Regions from separate parts of the Homo sapiens genome. Here regions 2, 3, 4 and 5 are each linked to region 1. Evidence: chromatin contacts called from ENCODE Hi-C data. All regions are on one chromosome and are shown on one strand. The core of a region is the stretch at or near the end of the contact, and the rest is flanking DNA. Distances in the headings are between cores, read along the strand shown.

Region 1 (2,700 bases), core at 74-2,573:
AAAAAAATTCTATTCCTTTTTTAGCAGTTAAATAAGTAATAGAATTTTAACTAAACCCAGGTTTATTTCAAAGTTTTTGCTTTTTACAATCAAAACCTATTTGTGGCTAACTTAGGTACAACAAATAAAAGGCTTTTATGTGAACATGAGTTGTACATTAAATTATTTTCCATGTTATTTCCGAATAGATACACCTATTTGTGCACCCTTCAAAAAAAATCTGATTAACTATCTAGTCGAGTACTGGCTTTGGCAACAATGTCAAAAAGCAGAGCCACTAACACACGTGCTTCTCTGCTGCAGGCATCTTAAGGGCTGAGTAGGCAAAAACACAGGCCTCTTCCCTCCTTTTCGGCTCTAAGGAGGCGAAAAGCCCAATTCTTGTGGAGAAATGATCCACAAAGAAAATGTCAGAATTTCCCAAACCGAAGAGGGTAGAGCTTCCGGAAAAGGGGAAAATAGTATGGAGGAAAAGTTTGAGTAAAAATACAAAACAAGGTGAACTATAAGAGGCAAAAGGACGAGTGCGAGAAAGCAATATTTTCCGTGAACAAGAGTAAAGTTCTGCAGAGAAAAGTCACGTGGGGGAGATCCAACACCAAGCTGGCCTGACTGGAGAGGTTTCCTATCGCTAAAACCTGGCCGGGGCGGGGGAGGGGGGTGGGGGCAAAAAGGTAGGCCATCTCGCACTCTAAAAAGAGAGGCTACCTTGCGGAGGTAATGTCGAGGAAACGCTGAAGACATATCTAGAACAAAGGCTCCCGGAAAGACCTCTCTCGTGAGGAGATTGGGAGCCTTCTTCCCGCCAGGGAACTGGCGGTTCGCCGCCTCAACCCGTCTTAAGGCACAGAAAATCATAAAAAAGGAAAATGCCGGACGGACCTCGGAAAGCTTCCACTAACAAACTCCGTCCCAATTCAGGACCCTTCTTGAACTCACTTTTTGTCAGGGCAAATCCAGTCCCCGTCACTGACTCGGAAATTCTTGGTCGACATCTTGAACGCCACCAGCACAGCCACCCGCAGCTATGTCTTCACAGGAGGAAAACGGGCCGGGGACTTTCGGCAACTCGGGGCTGTCCCCACACTGCCTGACTCGCGCCTACTACTGTGTCAGGGTTTGATAATGAGGGAACTAGCCAGGAATTCAGCTTGTACGTTGTTGTCCAGACTAAGATGCCTGTGCTACTGTTTGTTAGATGGAAAAGTTAAAATACAAATATCTTTTCTAGAACTAAACTCACAGGCGCCATAAGGACAACCCAGGCAGGAGGCCTTCGTGGCACTAGAAGCCTCGGAGAGCCCCCTACAGGTGGGAGGACCCAAGAGTAAAGTACTTCCGCTTCCTTAGGTGGAGCTGGAAAGGTGGAGGCGGAAGTGACTGATCAATTCAGGGGCGTGGGGTTCGTTTAGGGTAAGAGGCGGCTCGGGCTCTTCAAGTGTTTAGAGAAATTATTTTAATAAGGCATAAAAATTCTGTTATTTCATACACATGGGATGTCGTTTGGAAACCTATTTTTATATATACATAAATAGGTGTAACAGATAAGTAAGCAACTTATACATGGGAACCAGCTGGTAATTTTAAAACTGAGACATTGTCAACACTGTTTAAATTACCAGTGTCTTTTCTGATACCATCCCATTACTTTCTTCCACAGATAACACTTTCCCATATTTGGGATTTATTCTTTTGCTTTTTAAAAATTTATGTACGTTGTTAGTCCAAACTGCACCATTTTTGTAAGCCCCCCTGCCATTTTGCAGACCTTAGTCAAAGTGAAACATTCCACGGGGTTCGGGCGTGAGAAACAGGCTGCCTCTTATACTCTGCTGGGAGAAAGTACCACATTCCACTGGAACAAGGGCCAGAGCCGCCTCGTCCTGGGAACACCTTATCAACATGTTCCCAGGAAGCAGGCCATGGCCCCCCAGACCACTCCCACCCAGGCCTATAAATCACCCCAGCCTGTAAGAAGCAACGGGCACTGGCATTAAGCTGGTCTCCCACCTCTGTAGGTCTTATGCTGGACATAAATCCTGTATTTGTTGTTAAGCCACCCTCTCTTTCTTTAATCCTTGCCTTCCCTTCAAAACCTAACATACATGTATGTTTAATTTTATGAGCTGTGTAAGCATAGTTGATTCTGTACTCTTTTTTTGTTCATTATGCTTCTAAATTAATCCTAGGTAGTTGCATGTAGAAGTGTATAGGTGTAATTCTTTTATTTGCACTGATGTATACTGATACTATTCCGTTTTGTGGTTTTGTGACAGTTTATTCCTTCTGTTTCTCAGGCTTGGTATTACAAACAACACCAGTATGAGCATTCTTATGCATAGATTCTGGTATATAAATGCATTAATTTTTTTTAGAATACAGCATATACAGTCATGCCTCACTTAATGATAGGGATATGTTCTGAGAAATGCCACTTTCGGCAATTGTGCTGTTGTGTGAACATCATAGAATGTGCTTACACAGGCCTAGCAGGTATAGCCTACTACACACCTAGGCTATATGGTATAGCCTATTGCTCCTAGACTACAAACCTGCATTTAGTACATCTTATTGTACTAAATACTGTAGGCAGTTGTAACGCAGTGGTATTTGTGTATCTAAATATAAAGGTACAGTAAAAATATGGTATTGTAATCTTATGGGACCACCTTTGTATATGTGGTTCATCATTGACTGAAA
Region 2 (2,700 bases), core at 201-2,700, 7.5 Mb before region 1:
CCTCCCTGCTTGATCAAGACATACCAATTAACTACCAAAAGAATATAATTCACAGGTGAATGATATGCTCTGGTTTTGGAATTGGGGAAGGGGAGCTAATATTTTTGAAGGCCTCTATGTTTCAGGCACCAGGCTAGATGATTTACTTCTAACAGCTGATTATGATTGAATTTGTTTGGACTGGGTCATTTAGAAACCACCTCAAGTAATTCTACTGTGAGCATGGGTCACAGTAGGATTCTACTGTGTATCCATGACTGAGAATTTCTGACATACAAAACCCCATTAAATCTTGCAAAAATATTCCAAAGTAGGTGATATGTTTATTTTACAGTAAGGAAATTGATGCCCACGGACATTAACTAACTTTCCCAAGAGCACACACCTTGTAAAGCCAAGTTTTTTGCCACTTTACCAAAATGACAGGTTTCTTGAACAGAGGAGACAATCACTCTCATCAAATTAAGGGAGATACTAAACCGAAAAGCAAGAAAGACTGAAGATTCCTACTTAATAATCAAATCCCCTTGGTTGACCTTGCTATCCCCCGTGAAACTTTTCCAGCCATGTCAGTCCTTGTTTGTTGATCTCCTCACTTTATTTCTATTACATGAGTAACTGGCTAATTTTGATGGTGTTCATACTTATCCTTACCATATATTTGCTCCTACATTTGTCAAGTCCTGCTTGTACATTTCCTAGTTGCCAACCTGGTGTCACAGCGGGCAAATCATGGGAAGAGCCCTGGTTTTGGAGCCAGACCACCTGAATTGGCCTCCCGCATGGACTTAGCTGTGTGGCAATGAGACAAGGCATTTTATTCTTTGAATTTCAGTTTTGTAAGCATAAAAAGGGGAAAAATAAAACCCAGAGTTTAGTAAGGTTTAGAAACGCTACACTCAGCAAGTCATAGCTAAGTCACCGTCACCAATGGTAGTCAAGTGTGTGGTGCAGCAGGAAACATTTGGAGTCGACTCCTTTACGGAACTCAAATGCCCTCACATTTAGGGAGAAATAGAAAGAATTACGACTCATGAAATCGAGCTGGGGCTGGCACTTCTGACCCTCCCAACAGGTTTCCAGAAAGCTATTTACACACGATGCATTCGCCAAACCACTGGAAATCATTCTACCCTGTACTTTTTTCCACCCTGCCTCACGTCCTTGCCCTATGACCGGGTTCCTACCCCAACCTCTGCCCCAACACTTAGAGGAGGAGTTGCGGGCCTCTTTTTACAGTGGATAGGATTCCGAAGGGGAGAGTAAATCAGTAAGGCTCCACCCATTTCACAGGAGGCCTAGAGACCGGCGCTCCCCTTTCCCCTCCCGCCGGACCTGCCAGGAGGTGGGCTGGCGCGGAGGGAGGGCCCTGTCCCCTGTCCCTTTAAGGAGGAGGGCCAAACGCCGGCCTAGAGTGCGGCGTAGCCCCCACCCGCCGTGCCCTCACCCCAGAGCAGCTGCAGCCTCAGCCGGCCGCCCCTCCGCCAGCCAAGTCCGCCGCTCTGACCCCCGGCAGCAAGTCGCCACCATGGTGAAGATCGTGACAGTTAAGACCCAGGCGTACCAGGACCAGAAGCCGGGCACGAGCGGGCTGCGGAAGCGGGTGAAGGTGTTCCAGAGCAGCGCCAACTACGCGGAGAACTTCATCCAGAGTATCATCTCCACCGTGGAGCCGGCGCAGCGGCAGGAGGCCACGCTGGTGGTGGGCGGGGACGGCCGGTTCTACATGAAGGAGGCCATCCAGCTCATCGCTCGCATCGCTGCCGCCAACGGGGTAAGGGATGCGCGGCCCCGCGCCGCTGTGCACCCTGGCGCGTGTGCGACGTGCGGCCCGCGGCGCCCTCCCTCGCTCGGGGCCGGCCGCTTCCGCGCGCTGCCGCCTCGGTTTCCACCTCCCGCTCCTCCCTCTCCTTCGCGCTCGCTCTTCTGGCCTGGAGGCCCGACGGAGGTCGCCGGGCTGGGGAAAGTGGCCACGGGACCCGGCAGACCTGCTCGCCTGACTCCCGGGGCGCCGGGAGGTGCGGGCGCGGAGCCTCCCAAGGTCACGCCCGACTCTCCGTCTCTAGCCGCTGCCTTCCCTCTCCCCGTCCCCCGCCCCTCCCGAGGCGTCTGACATTTGCCCTAACCTTGCAGCCTTGGAAGATACGATTACGGCGCAGAGTGCTGTCGCCTTAAGCAGGAAAGGTTAGACTGCCGCCGCCTCGCCCAGAGCCCCCTCGCATCCCGCCCGCTCCTCTGCTATTCTCGGCTAGGACTGGCGCTTCCCGCTGGCTCGGAGCCCGACACTGTGGGGCAAGGGTGGCGAGAGCACCCATCCCCCTGGGGCGTCAGGTTGGCAGATCTCAGCAGGCGGGTGCCAATCTTTTCTCCCCGCCCCCTAGTTTGCCTTGGTTCCGAACTCCTGCCCTTTGCGCGGCCTGCTTGCTGGGGGGCAGGCGTTTGAAACATCTAGTCTCTGCCCAGTGGTGCCCGGGATCTGTTCCACCGACGGGGCTGGAGCTGAATTTTCATTAGAATGGCAACATACCCAAAGACGCCCTTACGCAAGCAAGCAGTCGTGGCAGGCCAGGAAATTACCGCAACACCTTGGTTCCGCCCCCGGCCAAGGAAAGTTAACTGACTTGATTGGGCGGGTCCACTCGGATAGGGGAAATTAAAAAAAAAAAGTTTTTCAGTAAATCTGATATATGGAAATGTGGG
Region 3 (2,700 bases), core at 96-2,595, 7.6 Mb before region 1:
AAAAAACGTAGATAAATTGATTAATACAGCACCCACATTGTAATTCAAGATTCAATAAATATAGGTTATCATTTCTGTACAGCTTTCCCCTTTCATGTCAATTCCTATTTGATACAAAAATTTCCCCAGCTGTGTTACTTTGCATTTTACTTAATCCTGAAATAAACTAAGGAACAGGTTACACTAGAGGGGGTACCTAAATCAACCTGAGGACAAGGACGGCCAAGGAGAAATTACAGGTGTTTGATATCCACCCCACTCCCCCAACCTTTAATGGCTTTTTTAAGTTTCTATAGGGTAGCAACTATTTTATGCATCTCAATATAGGATGGATGAAGGATATGAAAAACAGATGAATCTTATCTAGCACAATGCCTATTCCCACTATGGTCATTCTCAATAATCAGATTATTGGTCATAGATGGGAATTTAGAGATCATGCAGTACAAACTTATTTGTGTAAGTAAAAAAAAACGAAGCTCAGGGTCGATAAGTGACTTGCCCAACAGTGAAAGAGTCTTATCTGGAATCCAGGTATCTAGACCCACTCAGTCCATGAGTTCTCCCACGGGTTTACACGAACGCGCCACATTAATGAAGGCAAGGGACTGACAAACTACGAAGGCGTGTTTTCATCTACTCTGTCCCATCCTGTGTGTCAACCTTATTTATGTTATTTCAAGTTAGACATCACCTAAATACAGCCCACAGTTTACGAAATCTGTCAAAAGCATCGTAGAAACAGAAAGCGAAGGAGGACTATCGTATGAGTACCGCTGGAGGAGACGTAGAGTTGAGGGTACCAAGCGAAGGGAATTGCCTGTGGACAGAGGAGACAAGTTCATACTCCGAAAAAATAGGAAAACGAGAAAGGCTACTGGGCCACATAATATCTTCTCTTCTTGCAGAGGGCCCCCAAAACAGCAATACCTGGGGAGGAGATACCTACGGCATTCTGAGATTCGGGAAAGCACCACTGCCGCTGAATAAAACGAACCCAGCAACTTCCGAAAACAGAAAATCCGCCAAAGGAAACGCCAAGGCATGAAAAGCGCGCGCTGGACGTTGCGTCAAGCCCACCGCGGCCGGGCGGAAACATCCTCCCCGCGACGAAGGATCCGGGTGTGCGCGAGCAAAGGAGCGAGCGGGGAGTTCTAGGCCCAGGACAGCACCTATTTCCTGCTGGTGTAACAGAGCACCTTCTCTCACTACTCTGGCCATACCACCCCCGCGATAGAGGAGCAACACAGCTGTCTCTGTGCGCTCCGGATCAGCGCTTCCTAGATTTCTAGCCGGATCGTTTGGAGAAGGGCTCTGCATCTTATTTCCGGTGGCGGTGAGGTGCAGTTGCCATGGTGATTAGAGAAAGGCCGAGATCTGTCCAGCTGCGGTGAGAGGAACGCTGAATCGCCGAAGAGAATTGGCTGCGCTTCCTTGTTTGTGAGCTAGAATTAGGTAGCAAACAGCTCGCTGTCTCTGTCTCTTCGCTCCCTCTGTCCCTCTCTGTGCAGCTGCTTCTCCTTCCTCTGCTTTGTCTACTTCTCTGTCATAAACATTTGGTCCATGTATGTACCTAAAATGTACATGTAAATGCGGTTTTATTTCCAGAGGAATACAAAAATAGAGAGATGGTGCCCGAGATTACCTGTGACGGTATTTCACTGTGTAGGGACGGTGACTGGACGGCTTTCTGTTTTCACTTGGCCCTGTAGAAGCCTTAGGCGCTTGTTAACAGTTTATTTTTCTTGCTATTGTGTGGCTGGTTATTTATGGAGCCGTTTGCTGCAATGTACTCTCTAGGCCCCTGTCTCAGTCTCGGGCCGGAGTTTTAAGTAAGGGAGGTTTCCAAGCCTGCGGGGGGTGCAATTATATGTTTATTTAAGCTTTAGTTTGGTTTCTCGTCACAGAAAGGAAAAGAATAAAATTCTGGCACATTTCTGCCTTGGGATTTCCATGTGAGGGAGTTGCCTTGTTTGGAAAGAATATTTGAGGACGATCCTAAAATATACTTATATTTTAAAATTGCTTATTGCAAAGTGAAATTCATTCTCCCTTACTTCTTGAAACAGTTTTCTTTCACATTTGTGAGGAGATGCATGCACACATATGTGTTTAGAACTCTGATGCTTAATTATAGTATTACCAATTTGCAGTAACCAGACTGTGACACCACATCCCTGTGGGGTCCTTCTAAATCTGGTGTAATATGAAAGTGTCAGGCAGGCGGCCTGCGTATTATAAATAGGGTACTTCATCCATGATAAGCAATTATTATCTTTCTTTCCCAAGTGTAAATGATCTATATAATTCGAAAAGGTGCAAGTGATTTAGGCCTCCTGAGTAGGAATGCAATGAGTCCTGAAGGGGACCCTACCTGTGTTATCTTATTATTGAACTTGAAATATTCAATTTATTAGGTTGGAGATCTATTTTTAGAAGTCAAAGCTGGGTAGAGTAATATTGGAAGCTGTTAGACCACCAGTAGAATCTAATACCCCATAGTAACCATTGTTCAGTACTATATCCACATTAACAAAGAAGAAACTGTTCGTGAAATTTACGGCTTTTTGCCACTTACTGCTAGCTGGGTGACATTGCTACCCCTCAATTTCCTCATCTGTAAAACGGACAAAAAAATACCTGACCGCTGTAATAGGGATAAGACAAGATGTATGACAGTTCTTTAAGCTCTTATGTACA
Region 4 (2,700 bases), core at 78-2,577, 7.7 Mb before region 1:
GGTATTCAAGGCTCTCTACAATTACCAGTCCTTTCCAGCTTCATCACCCACCACCTAAACTAGAGGAAATGTTCTACACTTTTCAGCTGCCACAATATTTGGCTTGAACCATTTCCTTTGTCTAGATTCTTACTCTCATTCTCTGGGCTTATCCAGCCAGGCTTTCCTTCAAAGCTCAGCTGACTCCTCCAGGAAAAGCATTTCCTGATGGTTTGCAGTTTACAGTGAACCCTCTTCTCCTAACTCCTACAGTGCTTAGTGCATATGTAAGTAATGTAACATTTAGTATGTGTTTCCTTCTATAGCTTTTTATCCTTTTATGCATAAAAATGTCTTTCCAATGAGAATTAAATGCCTTGAGGGCAGGGACCTGCCATATTTCTCCATATTCCCAGTGCTGATGGTCTTTTAGATATAATCATATTTTAGACCTGGAAGTTCACCTAGCCCTACTGATTTCTTTCACAGTTGAAGAAACTGAGGCCCAGAGAGAAGTTATTCAGACTCAGTAGAAAGCCATAGTCCTAGCCAAATATTTGCTAACACTTACAAATTATAGGGGTTGGCTTACGTAGAATGGCAAGATTCAGAAGTGGGGAATGAGGGCACTCTCTGAACAAAGGAAGGCAAGTAAAAATCATCACAGCCGTCCATGCGTGATTGGACAGAAGCCTAGACTGAGATGGAAATAGTGGAACTGGAAAGGAAGGGATCAATGCAAAAGGAAAAGTGTGCAGGTCTTACTAACTTACTAGATAGGTATTTTTGGCAAGTTTGGGACCAGGTGATTCAAGCTGCCCGCTGGGGCACGTGTAGTGGCTACTCGAGGGCAGGGCTGTCCTTTTGCACAACGCACAGGCTCTCGCAAATGGTTGGATGTTCAATGTTTCTTACTTTAGGGGGCTGCCCAGTCTTCTTCTTCGCAGGCATGTGGCTAGAAGAAAGTGAAGCAGGTTGGCTTTCTGGCTCCTCGAGGGCACAGGCCCAGAGGTGGTGAGGACCGGCCAAGGCTCTCTGCTCAGTGCAGCAAGCCAGGGCCCGCCCCTGACAGGAATCCGTTGGCTAAGCAGCCGCTCCGGCCTTGGCCACGATCCCAGGAAAGAAGAGCAAGGGGCTTTCCACCTGCCCCTAGCCTAACCCGGGGCTGGGGACCTCTCGGGTTCCATCGGCTCTTGCCCCGCCTCCTAAGCCGGCCGCCTCCTGTCCAGGCCAGGTTGCCCGCCCCTCCCCTCACGCTCGACGGGCTCGCTCCCGCACCGGGCGCGCGGGTGGTGCGCGGGCACACGGAGGCGGAAGGCCGGAGGGGCAGTCCGCCGCGGGGGCGAGCGCGCATGCGCCTTCCTGGGACCCACGGCAGGCGCGAATCCCAGCGGCCGGCGGGCGGCGGGGTAAGAGCATGGGATCCCGGAGGTTCCGGACCCCAGGCCAGTGTGGGGAGGTGCCGGGGGCTCGGACGCGCCACGAGCCGGCGCAGAGCTGGCGACCCGTCTCCCAGCTCCGCTCCACTCCCAGGGACGCGACGCGAGGCCTCCCCAGCCCTTCCTGCAGGGTCGCTTGTGGGTCGGGTGAGGGGACGCGGTGATAGTGGTGGCACTTGCAGGCTGGGGCGGTCCTGGCACCCTTGTCCTTGCGGTTCTGAGGGCCTGGCCCTCAAGAGGAGGGGCGGAGAAACGCGAGAAGGGATCCCTTTCGCCCCATATACACGCCCGGGATAGCTGCACTCCCCGGTGTTGTGTCCACTGCGGTGGAAGGACCTTTCAGACTAAAAGGAGCAAAGTCGGTTCTGGGATGGGGACGGCGGGCTTGGCATTTGTCGAGATGCACCGTCAGGGCAAAGGAGGACGAAAAGCGCATCTACTGCCTGCCTAGCAACTTCGTGGCCAGTGGATGGGTTAGAAAATTACTGTTTTCTGATTTACAGGTGGAAAAAGTCGCAAATAACCCTTTTTCTGGTTTAAGCAGAAGAGAGTCGTTAAAAGCCTCGCATAATATCTTTAACCACACAGGGCTCAGTAAAATTAGGGTACCTCCCCGCTTCGTACACACAGACGCACACAGCTCCATTCAGCAAATACTTCTTGGGTACCTGCCTTCTGCTAACACTGTTCTACAAGTGGGGAACAGAGAGCAACGACTAAGACAGGAGGATCCCTGCTCACAGGGAGCCTTTAGTCAACACATCCAAGTAATTTCCTTTTACACTTTTTTTTTTTTTAATTGAGACAGAGTCTTGCTCTGTCGCCCAGGCTGGAGTGCAGTGGCACGATCTTGGCTCACTGCAACCTCTGCCTCCCGGGTTCGAGCGATTTTCCTGCCTCAGCCTCACGAGTAGCTGGGATTACAGGAACGCACCACCACGCCCAGCTAATTTTTGTATTTTTAGTAGAGATGGGGTTTCACCATGTTGACCAGGCTGGTCTCGAACTCCTGACCTCAGGTGATCCACCTGCCTCGGCCTCCCAAAGTGCTGGGATTACAGGGGTGAACCACTGCGCCCAGCCCCTTTTATGCTTTTTAAATTGGAATATACCATATAGAAAAATACTGTACGCAAATTATAAGTTGTAACTTGTTAATTTATCCTAAAGTCAACACATTTCCTAACCACTACTCAAATCAAGAAGGAAGATTCACAGCATTTCAGAACACCTCTCTGGGCACCCCTCCCAACCACCATCCCTTCTTTCCTCCCCAAAGGTA
Region 5 (2,700 bases), core at 69-2,568, 6.0 Mb before region 1:
ACAGTAATAATGTAATACTTGGGGTCCCCAATCATCACATGGAACACAGCAGTGGAAAATAGAAACACAAACATGAAATAACAATATTTCATACAGTCACCACTTTTGAAATTAATCCATGGGGCTAGGCACAGTGGCTCATGCCTGTAATCCCAGCAGTTTGGGAGGCCAAGGCGGATGGATCACCCGAGCTTAGGAGTTCAAGACCAGCCTGGCCAACGTGGGGAAACCCCATCTCTACTAAAAATACAAAAAATCTGCCGGGCGTGGTGGCACACACCTGTAGTCCCAGCTACTCTGGAGGCTGAGACAAGAGGATCGCTTGAACCTGGGAGGTGGAGGTTGCAGTGAGCCAAGATCGCGTCACTGCACTCCAGCCTGGAAGACAGAGAGAGACTCTATCTCAAAAAAAAAAAAAAAAAAAGAAAGAAAAAAAGAAAAGAAATTAATTCATAGATGAAAAGGAGTAATGCAGGCCTGAGCTGTCCAATGAAGTATATAATGCAAGCTACACATGTAATTTTTAATTCTCTAGTAGCCACACTAATAAACAGGTGGAATTAATAGCATATTCATTTAACCCAATATATCTAAAATATTATCATCTGAACATGGAATCAACATAAAATTAATGGGCTATTCTACTTTTTTTGCATTCTTTGAAATCTGAAGATTACTTTGCACTTACATATCCCAATTCTAAATTTTCATCAAAATACTTAATTTGCGTTTGGATTTCAAAACACTTAGTTTCAAAAGTAGATGCGTAAGCTCAAGTATGTTTCCAAATATAAATAAGCTTTCCAATAACTAAATCAAGTTATCAAAGTCTAAAATTAAATAAAATTTAAAATTGAGCTCTTCCTCACCCTAGCCATATTTCAGGTGGTTAATAGCCACGTGGCTAGTGGCTACCATATTAGGGCAGGTATCCTGTCTCTGTCACCTGGATTCTTTTAAACCCGAACCAGAGTAAAAGATGTTACCCCATCAACCAGAAAGTCATCTTACAGCACCCACCAAGTGCTCAAATTATACCAAGTATTTTCTGCTCCACTTCCAATCTTTAAGTTGTCAACACTTCAGTGATTATCGTTTATTAGGTAGCCCTTCCAAAAGACTGAGTATTTTAGCTCAGAGAGGAAAGCATATCTCAATTCAGGGACTGAATGGAGACACTGAGTGAGATTCAAAGACAAGAAGTTAATTTCCAAGGTAGAGGTGGAAAATCCTGACATCCTTACTTCTTTGTCCAGGGTATCAGTCACCTACAAAAGTTACAATTATTGTTTATCACAATTATTGTTTATGAGCCTCTCAACTTACATACTCACAGCAGCTGTCACTGCATCCTCAGGTTCTCTGTCTTCAAGTGCCCTCCTAGCTTCCTGAAACAACCTTCTCTATCTAGAGCAGATTCTGCAGAGAGGCCCCTCTTTAATTCATATTCTGAAACGTGCTTGTTATTGTTGACGTACAAAAACTTATGAATAATTCAATAAATGAATCTTGAACCATCCTATTTATCATTCAGTGGTCTAGGTACCCAACTCTAGAGGAAAGCTTTTCTGAAATACACGGTAAGTATCCCCCAACCCTCCCTCAAAGGAACCAATTATGAACACTATACAGTCTTCTCTCCCTTCTCACTCCCCATGTCAAAGTTCATTGTGTTCCTCCTGCAGCTGATTTAAAAGTTGATCTTTTCAAGGAGCTGGATTCCTAAGGTAGTTCTATTTTGAGCCTTCTTCCTGTTCTGAAGCTAAAGTTGGAAGGGCTTAGGTGGTGATGTCATGGAAGGGAGACTGTTGGTTTTTATAGGAGGGTCTTCTCTGGCAACTCTGGGGATGCTCAAATGGGGAAAACTCAGAGTGTTACTTTTGATCTTTTCCCCCCTCCTTCCCTTTATAGAATATCAGCTATTCCTTAGCCAGCAAGAAAACAAGTTCAAATAAGCCTGCAAACAGATTTACATATTTTACATGCTAAACATCTAATAAATGAAAAGACTGAGAAAAAGAAAAATGCCTCACTGTAAGGAACAGAGGGTGACAACCTCTTTCTCCACCCCTCTCCCCAAATATCTATCACAGAACAAGGGGCAAAGAGGAGGGGAGGGTCGACTGGTAAGCAGAATAAAGGGATTATAAAGCTAGGAGGCTTTTAGAGGGAAACGCTGTTGGAATATTCAGGACAGGAGACCCTTGGGTCCCTGCTCTTCCTCTGTGTTTTCCTCCCTTTTGGAATGGTTAGACTTGGGCTGGGTGTGTCTTCTGCTTGGGAGGCGTTTTTTTTGGCGCTGGAAAAGCAAAAGGGGCCAGGGTGGGGCCTGGGGAAAGAAAGCCAGAGACAGGCTGCTTAGGCCTGGCTCTGGGTTAAGCTTAAGGGGAAAATAAAGGGGGCTACGGAGGGACAGCAGATTCCATTAGAAGACCCAGAGGGGAATAAAAAACAGCGCACTGGCCAAAGGGGGTCACTTCTCTCTCTCCCTCAACCTAGGCCCAGGAGCTATTTGCTGGTTGGTGGGGGACAGGTCCAGAGGGAAGAGAAAATCCCAAAACATCTGCAGATCACAACTTGCCGGGGGAAAGGGGGGCTGGGGACAGACATGCCAAATTAAATCAGCAGGTGAAAGCAGCAATTTTTGGCCAATGCTGGGATTGCGGAGAGGACTAACTAAGAACCCTGGAGAGCAGGGGA

What was found. Hi-C counts contacts between places; a loop is a spot of excess contacts on that map. Pooled maps may share reads with other maps.
Region 2: a loop to region 1 is called in a pooled map, with 13 times the contacts of the local background. The contact joins the promoter of PGM1 here to the promoter of ZRANB2-DT in region 1. A Hi-C loop is called at or near these places in 2 of 50 pooled maps.
Region 3: a loop to region 1 is called in a pooled map, with 15 times the contacts of the local background. The contact joins the promoter of EFCAB7 here to the promoter of ZRANB2-DT in region 1. A Hi-C loop is called at or near these places in 4 of 50 pooled maps.
Region 4: a pooled map shows a loop between it and region 1 (7-fold over the local background). The contact joins the promoter of ALG6 here to the promoter of ZRANB2-DT in region 1. A Hi-C loop is called at or near these places in 2 of 50 pooled maps.
Region 5: a pooled map shows a loop between it and region 1 (6-fold over the local background). The contact joins the enhancer-like site here to the promoter of ZRANB2-DT in region 1. A Hi-C loop is called at or near these places in 6 of 50 pooled maps.

The regions. Positions count from the first base shown.
Region 1 is chr1:71,080,001-71,082,700 of GRCh38, forward strand. It overlaps ZRANB2-DT (ZRANB2 divergent transcript), which reads left to right and starts at 1,324. Exons shown (of 4, transcript NR_046217.1): 1 at 1,324-1,413. ZRANB2 (zinc finger RANBP2-type containing 2) reads right to left here and starts at 1,035. Exons shown (of 10, transcript NM_203350.3): 1 at 940-1,035. The coding sequence starts at 995. RefSeq lists an enhancer at 985-1,274.
Region 2 is chr1:63,591,961-63,594,660 of GRCh38, forward strand. PGM1 (phosphoglucomutase 1) reads left to right here and starts at 1,451. Exons shown (of 11, transcript NM_002633.3): 1 at 1,451-1,774. The coding sequence starts at 1,529. RefSeq lists enhancers at 1,438-1,727, 2,428-2,487 and a silencer at 1,768-2,067.
Region 3 is chr1:63,522,180-63,524,879 of GRCh38, forward strand. It overlaps EFCAB7 (EF-hand calcium binding domain 7), which reads left to right and starts at 1,346. Exons shown (of 14, transcript NM_032437.4): 1 at 1,346-1,455. ITGB3BP (integrin subunit beta 3 binding protein) reads right to left here and starts at 1,046. Exons shown (of 9, transcript NM_014288.5): 1 at 950-1,046. The coding sequence starts at 954. RefSeq lists enhancers at 445-1,068, 1,230-1,309.
Region 4 is chr1:63,366,300-63,368,999 of GRCh38, forward strand. ALG6 (ALG6 alpha-1,3-glucosyltransferase) reads left to right here and starts at 1,328. Exons shown (of 15, transcript NM_013339.4): 1 at 1,328-1,388. RefSeq lists enhancers at 788-927, 1,788-1,897 and a silencer at 1,128-1,607.
Region 5 is chr1:65,063,400-65,066,099 of GRCh38, forward strand. It overlaps a transcript of JAK1 not described here. Among named protein-coding and RNA genes, the nearest start is that of MIR101-1, 6.2 kb to the left of the region's middle. Within about 2 kb of position 1,319, at least 3 of the 41 ENCODE cell types and tissues checked have a DNase peak (open chromatin) inside an H3K27ac peak, as active enhancers do.